Linked DNA regions of Mus musculus: region 2 is linked to region 1. The links are chromatin loops, found by intact Hi-C in ENCODE. Cell type or tissue: gastrocnemius. All regions are shown on one strand.

The links. Peaks named below come from ENCODE experiments on the same cell type or tissue, not always from the same donor. Only the 100,000 strongest peaks of a DNase experiment are listed, where the experiment ranks them.
Region 2: it touches region 1 in a loop (5-fold over the local background); 7 of 42 quality-filtered maps call a loop at or near these places.

What each region holds. Positions count from the first base shown.
Region 1 is chr19:45,217,551-45,225,550 of GRCm38, forward strand. No RefSeq gene overlaps it. Among named protein-coding and RNA genes, the nearest start is that of Lbx1, 15 kb to the right of the region's middle. In gastrocnemius, CTCF peaks have their summits at 3,184 (motif pointing right) and 3,766 (motif pointing right); DNase peaks (open chromatin) are centred at 3,193, 3,779, 5,030 and 6,401; H3K4me3 peaks cover 1,128 bases; H3K27ac peaks cover 207 bases.
Region 2 is chr19:45,278,544-45,286,543 of GRCm38, forward strand. No RefSeq gene overlaps it. Among named protein-coding and RNA genes, the nearest start is that of Gm29595, 21 kb to the right of the region's middle. In gastrocnemius, a CTCF peak has its summit at 4,963 (motif pointing right); a DNase peak (open chromatin) is centred at 4,979; H3K4me3 peaks cover 322 bases.

The sequences.
Region 1 (8,000 bases):
AATCAATCAATCAATCAATCAATCAATCCAGAAAGTGTCTATCATAGTTGGCTTATCAGCCATTGAAACTTCTGTGCATAACCATGACTGTCACTGTCTCTGTTCTCCATCGTGGGCACAAGCCCTCCCGATGCCAGGACCCACTTGCTTCAACCCAGTGAAAACAGGGCCTTCACTGCTATCCTGGAGGACAGCGTTCTGTGTATTTAAACTCTCATCCCAACAGTTTCCCTCACAGGGATCAGATCAATTTCTCTCATGGGTTCAATGGGCTGTGAAGAAAAGGAGGCCCTAGATGGGTGAGGTACCCACACATGCCCACGTAGGGAGGTGAGGGTATGGACCTGCCCGTACTCTCACCTCGGCAGTGCCTGCTCTGTCCCCAGAGATCACTATTCAGACCCAGAGGCTGGGGCTTCTCAATATCCTGCATGTGGAGAGGATTTTTCTTGAACCTGAAGAGTGACACCGAATTGTGCTTTTTGCAAAGCATTATGGGGACATCAGCTTGTTCAACCCTCAGAGCCTACTTTTTAGGTATCAGTTGCTGTTCTGTCTCACAGATGAACTGAGGCTCAAGTTGGGCACTATGACACCGGACAATAATCCCAGCACTAGGGAGACTGAAGCAGAAAGAGTGTGGTTTGGAGGCCAGCCTGGGCTACATAGCAAGACCCTGTTTCTAAGCAAGAGCAAGAAATGAATCTGAGGCTCAGAGAGGAAAAACTGGGTGGCAGTGGGGCTTGCAGACTTAAACCTAGGTTCTGGTTCACAATAGCAGAGTGGATTTCCTCATATTCCACACTGGGTGGGGAGGAGAGAGGGGTTCTGCAGCCCACGGTTGTGGATAAGTAATGGGAGAGCAGGCTTTTGTGACCAGCATCCCTAGGAATCAAAAGTGAGTGAGTTTCCTTAGAAAATGGCCAAGAATGAATTAAAGGGGCAGAGGTCCAGAAATGTATTTCACGTAGCCAGACAGAAAACTTTCCATGTTTAAAATGAGGCAAAACTGGGCTGGAGAGATGGCTCAGAGGAACACTGACTTCTCTTCCAAAAATCCTGAGTTCAAATCCCAGCAACCACATGGTGGCTCACAACCATCTGAAGTGAGATCTGAAGTCCTCTCTTCTGGTGTGTCTGAAGACAGCTACAGTGTACTAATAAATAAATAAATAAATAAATAAATAAATAAATAAATAAAGTAATAAATAAATAAAGTAATAAAGTAATAAAGTAATAAATAAAGTAATAATAAATAAATCTTTTTTTAAAAAAAACTGAGGCAAAACTAGTTACTACTAATCTTAAGGAAATAAACATGGATGACCAAAAAAGTTAGCAGAAGGAACAGGGTGAGCTTTTGTAGATACCTCGAAGGAACTCACAAACTTTTCAAAAACTCCCTCTTAAACCTGAGAAGAAAGCGCAGTCTCTTGGCAGCACCGTGAAAGCCAGCTAAGTCTCCAGCCCCGTTTTGCCTCGTTTTAAACCTGGAAGTTGACCAAGCTTCTAGAGCAATGGCTCAGTTGTAACATATCAATGTATCACATTCCTCCCAAAGATCAACAAGTTGAATGTTTCATAAAAGTAACTTTAAAGAATTGGAAAGTGTCTATGTGTCATGACCCAAGTGATTAATCTTGGAATTAGGGAGGCAGAGAGGCAGGTGGATCTCTGAGAGTTCAAGGCCAGCCAGGGATACATAGAGAGCCTCTGTCTAAAAGAAAACCCAAACAAAATAGGATTGGGAAATGGGTAAAGAAGGAAACAGTCTCCACACTAGGGACATTTCTCAGGTGTTCCCAGTGATCTCTTTCCATGGCTCTGCAGTGGGGTCCTGGAATCCAAATTTTCTGCAGTTCAGATTAGCATGTGGCTGGCCCTGGCAGCTGACTGTCTGCAGCTCCTCCATGGGGGTAGTGCAGGGACGTGGTGTGTCCTGGTTCCAGGCACTGACTCCAAAGGCACCAGGATGTCTGTACCATGGAAATGCACCAAGGGCCCCAAGAAGGGGGCAATGTGGGGCGCACAGGGGTCCCCTCATTGTTCTTGCTGCTTAAGGCCTGGGGCTCAGGATTTTTTTTTTTAAAGATTTATTTATTTATTATATGTAAGTACACTGTAGCTGTCTTCAGACACTCCAGAAGAGGGCATCAGATCTCATTACGGGTGGTTGTGAGCCACCATGTGGTTGCTGGGATTTGAACTTCGGACCTTCGGAAGAGCAGTCGGGTGCTCTTACCCACTGAGCCATCTCACCAGCCCAGGGGCTCAGGATTCTTATTTCTACTGCCTAAGAGGACCTCAAGAGCCCAATAGACTGGCTTATTCTGAGCTTCACCCATGGGACCCGGCTCTGAACAAAGTGAACGGGACTGAAGTGACCTGGACCAGAGCTCTGGGATCTACATGGAGCAACAGCCTCTGTGGAAGGTTGTCAGATCATTTTAGGTCACAGAGGGACTTGGAAGCTCAGTGCTGCTTCTGTCACAGGCATGCCACTGCTGTCTTCCGTCTCCAGTAAGGACAGGCCCTAAGAAAAGGACATAGACCCACAGTGGCCTTAGTGCTACTTCATCCTTTATGTGCCCTGGGCATCCTGCCCTCCACGGAGCCCTTGCACCTCCTAATGCCCAGACCTGGAGAATATCCTGAAGTATAGTGAAGCTGATGGGACCTTGAAGAGGGTAGCTGTGCCTGGACATGGAGGGAGTATCAGTAGACGGTGGCAGTCTGGACTAGGGTAGGAGAGTATGTGGCCTAAGGGTTACTGAATACATACATACATACACTTATACATACATACATACATACATACACATATGCATGCATACATAATACACATGTGGATGCATACATACATGCATCTATACATGCATAATTGACCAAAAAAACTTGTGCATATTCACAGTGTTAGTTAGCTATGATATGTGGGAAGAAATTCCTAATCTTTCCCACCTTGCTGGCACACTGTCAGTTGGGGGGTAGTTGGGCCAGCCACAGGAAGAAAAAGAGATACGATTGATGCAAAATTGGTGTGGAGCTCTGAGCCATTGCTTCCCTGTGAAGACTCATAAAGCCTGCGAAAACTTCTCTTTCTGTTTGGAAAAAAGTCCTCCTTCCTGAAGCAGATCTGAAAATTCACTGCCTTGCAGCGCACTGGCCCGAGCAGTGTCACATCACGACCAGCAGAGGGAGCTCTTGTCTAACCTTTCCCAGGCAAAGGCGGGACCCAGTATGCGGATTTGAGGAGTCAGAGGGGTCTTTGTTACCAGTGAGGGGATGAGGACAGAAAGAGCGAATCTAGGGTAAGAGTAAGGATGATTAACGACTACGAACTTTCCCTTTGGGTGTACAACCTCAGGAAGAAGTTGCCTTTTCCCTCAGCCCAAGAAAGACCTAGCCTTTGTTGTTCTCATTTTTGTGGGGTGGTTGTTGTTGTTGTTGTTGTTGTTTGTTGATTTACTATCCAAAAGCCGAGACATCGGGTAGACCCCCAGCTCTATCCAATACCCAGTCCTGAAAGTGCGTTTCCCACATCTGCAGGTTCCAAAGGAAGGCCCGCAGCAGTATTTTGTTATTCCTAGCTGCGTCGCCTCCTAAGCCTCCTAACGTGCTGGGAAGGGACAGTAACACTTTTTGAAGCGAAGGCTTTTTGATTTGAGCTTAAAGCGGCTACTGCATGGGGTTTGGGGTTTCAGATCCGGCATCAGAAAGAAGTGGGTGAAGGGTGCTTGCTGCTGAGTGTCGCCACAAGTGCCGCTAGGTGGCACTCAAAGCCCGCGACATGGAGAAGCGCGGGCTTTTAAAGGGGCGGGGCTGGAATGACTTTGAAACCCCAAAGAAACAGAAGTCAGGGTCCGAGGACGCTGCTCACAGAAACATAAGGACAGCCTGCGTACATCAAGGACTGGGAAGCAGCCTTCGTTCACCAAGGGCTTTCACTGGAGAGATGAACGGGGGCGAGAGGTATGCGAGTGCTCAAAGACTAGAGACGAGAGCCCCAGCATTCCCTTAGGGCTGGGATGGACTTTGGTCTCAGTCTGTCATCAGACCACCAGCCGGCCCCTGGCAAAAGAATTCTTCGGAATCTAGACTTTGGAAAGGGAGGAAATGCTCACACCACCTGCTTTCTGCAGACTCTGGGTCTGTGGCAGCAGCTTTTCTGAGCTCGCCTGCCCCTTGCTACTAGAGGTAGGGAGGTGAGAACCCGGGACTCTCCCAATCCCTGGGTTTCCTTCTTTGCACTTCCTTTGCATATCCTCAGCCTTTCCCACCCCAAGCTAGAATCTGTTCCAAACTTAGAAAAAAAAAAATGACAATATCCCTCATGCCCTTCAGGATGAGAAAACAGACTCTAAATGTCTAGTCCCTCCCAGAGCATCTGAGGGAGCCGGCCATTCTCTTCCTTTCCAGAGTCAATCTCTCATCCCCTCCCACCCCCACCCCATCCCAGGCAGCCTGTAATTGGAAAAACTTTGTCTTGTAACTTGTGTGACCCCTCTCCAGTCTTTTCCATCTTCTGAGGTTTGACCCAAAGCGTCCCCCATCCCTTCCCATTCCTTATTTTGTGATTTCAGTCGGACTTGGGGAAGGAAGACCATCAAAGGTCCCAAAGTAGCCTCGTGGCTAGTTGGGCAAGCATTAATCACATTCATCCATCTAGGAAATTCAAGTCTAAAAGCTGCTGGCGCACAGGTTTAATACAGGGACTCCTTAGGGAGACTGGGATTCACCGGCTTCTCCTCAACTAACAGAGTGAACATGAAAAGAGAAACAAGATTAAAGCAAAGATGCCCAGGATCCCGGCAAGGGGCTTCCCTGGTGGTCCAAGCCCTGCTCTAGGGACCTTAGCAGAAACCCCAGATCCCCAGATCTGAGTTGTTGGGCTTAGGGGAATAATATATCGAGCCTGGAAAGTCTGTTGTCTCTTGGGACTGAAGGTCCTTCCAGCCTCGAACCTGCTTCCCGTAGATTGCCAGCTGCAGGCGCGCAGGGCCTAGCCTCTGCCCAGCAGGTGGCCCAGGAAGCAAGTGAGCGGTTGGGTATCTGTCTCTCCAAGACGTCCCGTCCCACCGCCCTGCAGCTTGGCGCTACTGCCTCCCGGGCCTGGGGGGCGGGGGGGGGGAGGGAGCTGGCCCTGGAAAGGCCCCACCCCCTCCCTGGAGGCCAGAGGTATTAGTGCTGCTTGATCAGACCTCATTTCCTGCGAAAATGGAAACATATCCAGGGTCCTTAATAAAGTGAATGACGAGGCTTCGGGTGTAATTGGGCTTCTGTTTGGTGGCTATTTCCTTAAACTGACAGTGGAAAAAATAAAAGCCCACAGCACCCAGATGTAATTATGCGACTATCAAAAGAACAGGGTATGCCCCCGGGGAGGTGGCACAGATTCTAGCCTTGATGTAGCAGAGGCAGGCATATCTCCGTGAGTTCGAGGACAGCCAGGGCTACTCTGTCGTTTAAAAAGAAGTATATGGTAGATTAGCCTGCTCTTGGTTTATCCGCCTTCTAGGAAACTGGCACAAAAGCTTACCCAGACCAAGGGACTCAGGAGGCCAGAACCTCCACTCCACCTCTGCAACCAAGAGCGCATCTCTCCGACCTTCAGCCTCTGGACCTAGCCTGAGATTCTCCCTGCCGCTGCCATAGGCTCTCCTGGGATCGTTATTTATACGCGGGGGCGGGGGTGGGGGCGAGTGGGTGGGTGGGGGTGGATCTATTCCTTTCCCTCAGAGGAGGAGCACCCTCGAGGGCAAGGGTAGGTAGGGGCTGCCTGGTTGTGATTCCCCAAGACTGCTCCCTAGAGCCTGCGCGCTGGCTGCATATTTCTATGTATAATCCAATTTTTTCCGTGACTATCTAGTTAAACTCTTTAACAACAGCTACATAATTAGAATTTGGATTCCCATTAATTTTCCCTGGGCCTCGAACCATTTGCAGCTCACACTGGTAATTAATGCGATACATCACTAACTTTACCCAGCGCCGGCCAGCCCAACTCTGGTCACTCGGCCCGCACCCGACGCCCCCGCGAGGAGCCCTGACTCCAGACTCGGCTTCCAGAGTGGGGGGCTGAGGGCCTCCCTCCAAAGCCGAATGCCTCGGCCCGCGCACCCAAAGCCTTCTTTCCAGGAAATTTCACAATTAAAAATATTTATCGGGAGCAGATTTACGTTTCTGGGTTTCCAGTCTCGGGGCGTCTGGGTAGGCTATTAAGAGTAATTAGCATCTTTTGCGCATGCAGATTTACTTCGCTCATTGCCACATAACTCATCCCTAAAAGCCGGCGCAGGCGAACACAGGCTCTGCCGCCAGAGCTACAGCCGCCGCCCGGGTTGACTCAGCCCCGCTCGCCTTGCACTGTACAGACTTTCAGTCTCTCTGAGCCATTTGGGTCCCTCCAGGGCCGGGGTAGGCAGTGCCAAGGAGTAAAAGGCTCCCACTCTGGAAATCAGGGACGTTAAAGCGACCCCAGACCAACAGGGGAAGTCCCAAGCTAGGTTGTCCCGGTGCCTGCCTGGACCGCAGGCAGGCATTGTGGCAATGCATGTGTATGCATGAACGATTGGGCTTCTCTATGTGCACGCAAGCGTGAGCGCCGATTTACATGTATGCTGTTGCTAGTGCGTGTTCTTCTGGGCGCGCACGATGTGCGTGGAAAACCACTTGACCCTCACGGCTCCGCGCCCCGCCCAATTTATGTCCAGTCCACTAGTTCCCATTGCTGATCCTAGGCCACTTAGCTAGGACTTCAAGTCTGGGCCTCTGCTTCCTCTTTACAGACCCAGCCTTATCCAGCCAGACCACCTGGAACACTGAGCCTAGCGCAGGCGCTCTGGAGGTGGGAAGAAATTGGGGAGACACACTCTGTTGCGCGAGGGCCAGCCACGTCCTAGAGTACTTTCTAAAGTACTCCACGTCCTAGAGTACCTTCTAAAGATGTACCACAGTAAGCTCAGGCCAGGCCTGGCTCAGTGAAGAGAAGTTATGGAAACCCCTGGGGGTGGGGGTGGGGGCAACAGGAGAAATTGGAGCCCGCTGGGGGCGGGGGGCGGGGTGAGTAGGAAGGGGATGAGGGCTGGGTCCTATAAGGGGCCAAAGTGATATTAGGAGGGCTAAGGACAAGGAAAGTGACTGTGGTTCCCGCACCCTGGTCGAGGCACCCACCCACCCACCCCGGGTTCGCTTCGTTATTAACGCGCTGGGAAGTCCGCAAACCGCCCAACTTTCTTCTCTTTAATGAGCCTAGAAGAAGAGGCTGCCCTGGAGGGGTTTGTTCATTAAAGATGTAGCTGGAGGAATATTGTCTCATTAATTATCTGGTTTTAATTACACTCCTACCCTTTGAATCTGGAGATGGAGAAAGTTGATTTGATGGCACCGCCCCCTTTAGCTTAAAGAGTCAGGCCCAGGGAAGGGAGCAGGAGGGGGCGTAGGGATTATGTGTGCCCAGAAGTGTGTGTGGGATTGTCCTAGATATGTCTGGTGAGACTCTGGCACAAGATGGGGAGGGGGGGCGCTCTATGTCTCAGTTCGTGTATGGATGCAGTCTCTGTGTGTGGATCTGAAAATGTGCGTGTGTCTGAATGTGTGTGACCACGTGTGCCTTCGAGGCTATGTGGACGTGACTTGGATGTCTATGGGTGTTCTCATCCTGTGTGTGGTTCTGTGCGCTGGGGTGTGCATGTGGGTAGCTGAGTGTATCTACACGCAGGCCTGAGAGCGGGTGTCTAAACGAATAAGCATGTGACTGGGTAGTTGTGTCTGCGAATGTCTAAGACAGCGGCTTCCTGCCCATGAGTTCGAGTGACAGTGTCTGGCAGTGTTTCTGAGACTCTGCTGTGCCTGAATGTGCCTTGGATCTGTGAGTGATGTGGGGGGCTTCTGTGACTGAACCGGTCCATGAGGTCTACTGCTCCAAGGACGTTGCTTATTTTCCCAGGGTCCCTAGGGCTAGGGTACCACCTGGAAATCATGGTCCTTTGGGGGGGGCTTAA
Region 2 (8,000 bases), 61 kb after region 1:
TACAAAATTTCCAGACCTTGCCAGATACGGTGACATATAGCTTTAATGCTAGCATTCCAGAGACAGAGGGAGGCAGGCGGGTCTCTGTAAGTTCCAGGCCATCCCCGTCACACACAGAGTTCCAGAACAGTCAGGACTACACAGAGAGATCTTAGTTTAAAGAAAGAGAGAGAGAGAGAGAGAGAGAGAGAGAGAGAGAGAGAGAGAGAGAGAGAGAGAGAGAAATCAGATCTTGAAAGTACCTGATAACTAACCAAACAGCCTTTTACTGTATCCTTGCTTTTAAGGTAGCTGTCCTTTTTGACACAAAATAGAGTCATTTGGAAACAGGGATTCCTCCATCAGACTGACCTGTAGGCAAGTTCATGGCGGCAACTTTTTGATTAATGATTGATATGGGAGGGCCCGGCCCACTGTGGGTAATGCTACTACCCCTGGTCAGGTAGCCCTGGGGTATGAGAACACACCAAGTAATCCATAGAGCAAGCCAGTAAATACCACCCCTCCATGGCCTCTGCTTCAGTTCCAGACTTGAGTTCCTGCCGAGATGAAATAGAAAAGTATAAAATGAAAGAATCTCTTTCCCTAACATAGAGATTGCTTATGGCCACAGTGTTTGTTGAAGCAATACAATAAAAACTATAACAGTAACTGAAACCCCACATCCCATATTCACAATACAAACTGTAACGTAACTGAAATCCTACATCCTGTATTTATCATCCTCTTACTTTCTTTTTAATGTAGTTTTTCTGGGTAGCCCTGGCTAGTCTACAACTTGCTCTGTTGACCAGGCTGGGCATGAATTCACAGAGATCTGCCTGTCTTTTCCTCCCAAGTGCTAGGGTTAAAGGTATGTCCTGTCATGCCTGGCTCATACTTTTTTTTTTTTTTAATTGTATGTAAAAATATTCGTTTGAGTCAGGGTCACATAGCTCAGGCTGGTCTAAAACTTGTAATTCTCCTGGGTCAGCCTCCCACATGCATGTGCGCCTCCAACCCCTGTGCTTTTTATATTTTAACTGTTTCAGCTGGGTATGTTAGTAGACATATATAGTCCCAGCATTTAACTGTGATAACAAAACTTCTGAGCTGAAGTCAGAAAGTTGCAGGTTTGAAGCCAGTCTGAAATACACTGTAACACCCTGTCTCCCCATCACCACCACCAAAAAATTTTCATTGCTTTTAATTTTATTCACAATGACATCAGGGCACAAATGACTTTTTTAAAGTTAAGATTGATTTTATTATTTTATGTGTGTGAGGTTTTGTCTGTATGCATGTGCATATCTCTTGCTCTTGGAGTTCAGAAGAAGGTGTTGGATCCCCGGGACTGGAGTTACAGATGTTGTGAGCCTCCACGTGGGTGCTGGGGATTGAACCAGGGTCTTCTATACAAGCAGCAAGTGCTCTTAACCACTGAGCCAGCTCTCTATCCCCATTTTTGTTTGTTTGTTTCTGTTTTGTTTGTCTGCTTATTTTGAGACAGAGTTTCTTTGAGTATGCTTAGCTGTCCTGGAACTTGCTTTATATACCATTTGGCCTAAGATTAACAGAGATCCACCTGCCTCTGCCTTCCAAGCACTGGGATAAAAGGCGTGTGCTACCATGCTTGGTCCTATAAAGTGGCTTTAATGGTGAACATATTGGAGTGAAAACAAGACATTAATTTACAGAAACATATCAAGTGACTACTACTCTAGATAGACTATGGATGTGACGTGACTCAAGAGTCATGACTGCCAGGCATGGTGGCGCACGCCTTTAATCCCAGCACTCGGGAGGCAGAGGCAGGCAGATTTCTGAGTTCGAGGCCAGCCTGGTCTACAAAGTGAGTTCCAGGACAGCCAGGGCTATACAGAGAAACCCTGTCTCAAAAAAAAAAAAAAAAAAAAAAAAAAGGAGTCATGACTGATGCCAGCATCTGGGAGACTTGCTTTTAGCAGTTGCTCAGACTCTGGCTGGTCACTGTGATCCTTCAAGGCTGACAGCCCTGGGGCTGGGAGTGGGACTGCTTCAACTCTACTGCAAAACAAGCAAGGTTAGCAGTCTCTGATGTTTTGAACAAAGTGCAGATCTTGAGAGCTCAGCAAGTCTCTGATGAGCAAGCGGCAAAGCTTTGCCTTAGAGGGACTTAGTCTTAGCCTCCAAGGAAGAGTGGAATCTAAGGGAAGATTAAGAGGAAATGAGAGTTCTTCCAGGTAGAAAGAATGGCATAAAGGTCATAGTAATCAAGATGTATTTATGGGCTGCTGAGTTTTGGAAGCAAAGACCAGTGAGAGAAAAGAACATGCCAGATGTGGTGACAGGAGGGTCGGGAGTTCTTGGTCATTGGCAACTGCTTAGGGAGTTCAAGGGCAACCTGGGCTACTTGAAACCTGTCTCAAACAGAGTTGGTGATATAGCTCAACGAGGGAAAGGTGCCTGGTGCAGAGCCTGATAAACTAACACATGGAAGGAAAGAACCAATTCCCCCCCACACACAAGTTCTCCTCTGATCTCACATAACCATCCATTACATAAGCACGCACTCAATAGATAAAATGTTAAAATGCCCCTAAGCAGGGGAAAGGAGAGAAAGAAAGGAAGAAAATCTGTTTGGAGAGACTGAAAAAAATCTAAAAGGACCTGAGCCTTCATTTATGGGGTCATACCCAGCCTCAGAAAATCCTTTAGAAAAACGGAGGTTAGAAAATGAGGTGGTCCAGCAAGTTAAAACCCTTTCTGCACAAGCTTGATGACCTGCATTAGACCCCTGGGAAACCCCGCAGAAGGAGAGAAATGACTCTTAACTGTGTCCTCTGACCGCCACACATGCATGTTGGCACACACACACACACACCTTCAACTCACATTCACATGTACACACACACACACATGATCATAATGTGTAATGAATAAAAGAGAGGAAGAGGCTGGAACTGAATCTCAGTTAACAAAATGTGTGGGTTAAAGCCTTGGGTTCAATCCCCGGCATGAATAAACTAGGCAGCATGATGACTCACATCTGTAATCACAGATGTCAGCAGATAGAGACAGGAGAATCAGAGATTCGCGGTCGTCCTCAGCTGTGTATCAAGTTTGAGACTAGGCCAGGATACATGAGACTTGACTCAGAAAAACAAAACACAGCACAGACCAGAACAATAAGAAAACATTTTAAAGCCACGTGTGGTAGCTCATGCGTTTAATCTTGGCTTTTGGGAGGCTGAGGTAGGAGGACTAAGAGTTCAAGGTTAGCCTGGATTACATAGCAAGACCTTGTCTCAACAACAAGCAAAGCCTTGGGTTTGATAATGATGGTGATGGTGATAATGATGGTGATGGTGATGATGATGATGTCTCCTGGCAACACTTCCATGCATGCACATAGTACACTGGGGCTATTTTACCTCCTCTTACTCTCTCAGTCTCTCATTAAAAGCTCCTTTAGGGGCAGGGACTGGGGGGAGAGAGCTATACCTGCTCAGAGGAGAAGGGAAAGGGGGATGGGGAAAGGATTACGGAGGGGGCAGTGGGCAGGATGTAAAGAACAAAGTAAATAAGTAAAATAATACATACATACATACATACATACATACATACATACATACATACATACATCTGGTCTACTCTTGTTTTGAGACATTGTTTCTCTGCAGCCTTGCTTTGTTTTGAGACATTGTTTCTCTGTGTAATCCTGCCTGTCCAGGAACTCACAGAGATCTACTTGCCTCTGCCTCCGGGGTGCTGGGATTAAAGGTTTATACCACCTTCCCACAAAAACCCGTCTAGTTTTTTAATTTCTATGTGTATGAGTTCCAATTTGTGTATATACACCACTGCATACAGTGCCTGAGGAGGCTGGGATTGGGCAACAGATCTCCTGGAACTGGAGTTACAGATGGTTGTGAGTTAGCCACCATGTGACTTCTGAGACCCAAATTGGGGTCCTGTGGAACGCCTAACTGCTGAGTAATCTCTTCAGTCCATCACAGAAAGCTCTTGAGCAGGTGAGGAACGTGCTGAAAGAACTCAGCTGCTGCGCGTCTAGCACCTGGTTTAGGGGGGGAAATTCTTCCCTTGTCCAGTCTAATCCTGCTGGTCGTTCAGCCCTCAAATATTTATCAAAGGCTGGGAGACAGCAGACACTGCCCTGTGAATTCAATGATGCATAAAAATAGACTCCTCAGCTCACAATTCTCTAGCGAGCCAGAGACTAAACGCAAGAATCTCATCAACATCAAAGTACAAGTGTAGCGAAATCCTCGGGGAGGCGTCCCTGGCATTGTGAGCCCATTCAGGAGCGGGAGGGTGTGTGTGTGTGTGTGTGTGTGTGTGTGTGTGTGTGTGTGTGTGTGTGTGTGTGAGGGGGGGGGGGATGGGGGGGGCCTGGTTTAGTAGCTCAGTGAGGTTGTTCTGGGTTGAGAACTGGCATCAGAGTAGATTTTAGAAGGAGAAGGGATTAGACAGGTGAGGAGAAGGAAACACACTTTAAAGCAAGGACCCTGTGGCTGCCGAAGAGGCATGCAGAGCCCCAGGTGGAAAGTCTGGGTCTCTAAGGGAGTACAGGGGGTTGTGTTAGGAACAGACACTGGGGATCAGTAAAGGCCAATAGCCTTTAAAGATTTGGACCTATCTCCTGGAACAGACGGGTGTAGTAAACCTAGCTATGGTGGGAGCAGGTGATATTGTAAAAACAAGCTCCCAGGAGCTGTGGAGGCTCTTGAGTGGCTTCTCCGAAGCCTGTCTAAAGGAACGGTGCAGGAAACACGCAGCAGCTGAACTGCCAGGGGAGAGTCCGACAGAGGGTAAGTTGAGAAGGGCGAGCAAAAACTACGTCCATGCACAGCCGTGGTCTAGGGGAAGAGACCCTGAGAGGACCTATTAGCAAGATTCTCAGGCATCAGGGAAGAAAAGCCGGCTCCTGGAGGAGAACGCCCCACCTCTCAGAATCGAGAAGCTGTGGCAGTGACCGAGTTTGCCCAGGAGAGGGCTCCACCCTGGGGAAGATGGCTAAGTCTCAAGGATGCAGATCATCTCTGAGATCCTCTCCCAGAGAAATGATGTCCAAGAACAGGGCCCTGGGGACGCCCTGCCAGGCCTAGAGGAAAGGGAACTGGGGACAGCGGCTGGAGGCAGGCTTCACAGCACCACTTAAGGCACCTGAATAGAAAGAAGAGGGAAGGGGACCAGGAAGAGCACTGAGCCCCAGTGACCAGTTTATGAATCAGGGACAGAGAGGTGGCAAGTTTGGGTGATCCGCAAGCCAGGAAGGCCTATGGGTCCTGGGTCCCCATTCCCCAGGGGAAAGACACAATGGGTATAGTTTTGCTTCCTCCTGGATGTGGTGAGGAAAGGGAAGTGGAGCAATGGCCAGGATGATGGGAACAGAAATGACTGGAAGGAGACATCTTCCCCTCCTCTCACCCCATCCTTTTCTTTCCAAACCTCCCTGGACTGCAGAAAAATAAGGAGACGGGGAAAACGTCTTTAAAAGGATCTGGTATAGAGACGAGGAATTGGAACAGAGCCCCCATGAAGTTTTTCTATAGTTTTTATTTTGTGTATATTTATGTGTCTGAGTATTTGCTTGGAGGTATGCATGGGAATCATATGTATCTGGTCTCCACAGAGGCCAGAAGAGGACATTAGATCCCCTGCAACTGGGTTTACAGGTGTCTGTGAGCTGCTATGTAGGTCCTGGGTATTGAACCTAGGTCCTATGCAAAAGCCCCCAGGTCTCTTAACTGCTTAGCCATCTCTCCAATCACAACTTATCCTTTTTCTTTTTTCTTTTTTTTTTTTTTTTTTTTTTTTTTTTTTGACTTTTGACTTTTTGAGACAGGGTTTTTCTGTGTAGCCCTGGCTGTCCTGGAACTCACTTTGTAGACCAGGCTGACCTCAAACTCAGAAATCTGCCTGCCTCTGCCTCCCGAGTGCTGGGATTAAAGGCGTGTGCCACCACGCCCGGCTACTTATCCATATTTTAATAGTGTAAGGAGTGTTTATAGAGACCTAGGTTTACCTGAAAATGTATGTGGACATGCATTTCATCCTTTTTTTATTTTTTTTGTTTTGGTTTGGTTTGGTTTTTGGTTTTTCGAGACAGGATTTCTCTGTATGGCTCTGGCTGTCCTGGAACTCACTTTGTGCATTTCATCTTTATTCAGTCGCCCAGATGTGCTTGTTCATACACACCAACACACATGAACCTATGTAGGTGCTCACACCCACCCACTCATACATCCACATGCTCAGCATGTTACACATCTGTACTCTCAGCCATGCCCAACAGATGCAGCTGTTCACAGTGGTCCACGAGCTGTGTGTGTCATGAATACTCCCTAGTAGAGGTGACTGACTCTATACTGGTATGTGGAAATAATAGCAAATTCAGAGAGGCAACATGTGGGTAGGTGGAGGAGGCGTCCTAAGATGGGTTCTGTATATTTGAGGGTGTGCGTGTAGTAATGTGTGTGCATTTGGTCATGTGTTCATTCACTTAGCAAAGTCAGCGGGAAGCCACCATGTGCCAAGCCTTGAGCTGGATTAATCAACTACAAGCACTACTCCCATTCACTTTTTTTTTTTTTTTTTAAAGATTTATCCATTTATTATATGTAAGTACACTGTAGCTGTCTTCAGACACTCCAGAAGAAGGAGTCAGATCTCATTACGGGTGGTTGTGAGCCACCATGTGGTTGCTGGGATTTGAACTCGGGACCTTTGGAAGAACAATCAGGTGCTCTTACCCACTGAGCCATCTCACCAGCCCTCCCATTCACTTCTAATGGGCTCATCGAAGACAGGCCTTTAGGACACAGCTGGTAAATGTCCCTCTGGAGGTGGTCCCATGTGCCATGAAGGGAAGTGGGCACCGGGTTAGAGAATATCCTCCAGTGGAGTAAATAAAGATCCCAGACTGGAGAGCATCCTCCGGACATGAATCCCCCGACCTCAGCTGTACAGTATCTGCTTGCATCATTTCTAGTCTCTCACACGTAAAGAGGCCTGTAAGGTGAGCAGAAAGACTTGACTCCATATGGGGTATAGATCTCACCTGTGTAGCAACCTACTTCTTGAGGGGGCCTCATAATTGCGGTGATGATATGTATCCTGCAAGGATGTAGTAGTCACTGATTGTAGCATATAAAAACTACCACCTAATAAGAACTTAGTGGGTTTTTATTTATTTTATTTATTTTTAAAATTTTTTTTAAACTTTATTTATTTAATGTATGAGTGTTTGGCTGCATATATATCTGCCTGACTGAAGAGGGCATCATATCCCCATATAGATGGCTGCGAGGCACCATGTGGTTGCTGGGAATTGAACTCATGACCTCTGAAAGAGCAGCCTATGCTCTTAACCACTGAACCATCTCTCCAGCCCCTAAGTGGTGTTTTGTTTTGTTTTGTTTTGTTTTGTTTTGTTTTGTTTTGTTTTGTTTTGTTTTGTTTTGTTTTGTTTTTTGAGACAGGGTTTCTCTGTGTAGCCCTGGCTGTTCTAAAACTTCCTCTGTAGACCAGGCTGACCTTGAACTCACAGAGATTGCCTCTGCCTCTGCCTCTGCCTCTGCCTCTGCCTCTGCCTCTGCCTCTGCCTCTGCCTCTGCCTCTGCCTCTGCCTCTGCCTCTGCCTCTGCCTCTGCCTCTGCCTCTGCCTCTGCCTCTGCCTCTGCCTCTGCCTCTGCCTCTGCCTCCTCTGCCTCTGCCTCCGCCTCTGCCTCTGCTGAGCTGGGATTAAAGGCATCCACTGCCACTGCCGTCTTCGTGACTTAATCACATTCAGTACAAATAATTTCAGGAATCTATGAGATGACCTAAAACCAGTCCTAAAGTCAGACCCACAGAAAATACTAAATCTGTCCTACACTCTTTTCTATTCTAGAACGAGTACTTTTCACTGAAGATATCAGATCTATCAATAGATCTTATAACTACCCTACTCCATCTCTCCCAAAGAGTCAAAATCAGTCCTACTCCTAGCCAGGCCTGTAGGGACGGCCTCTCCCAGC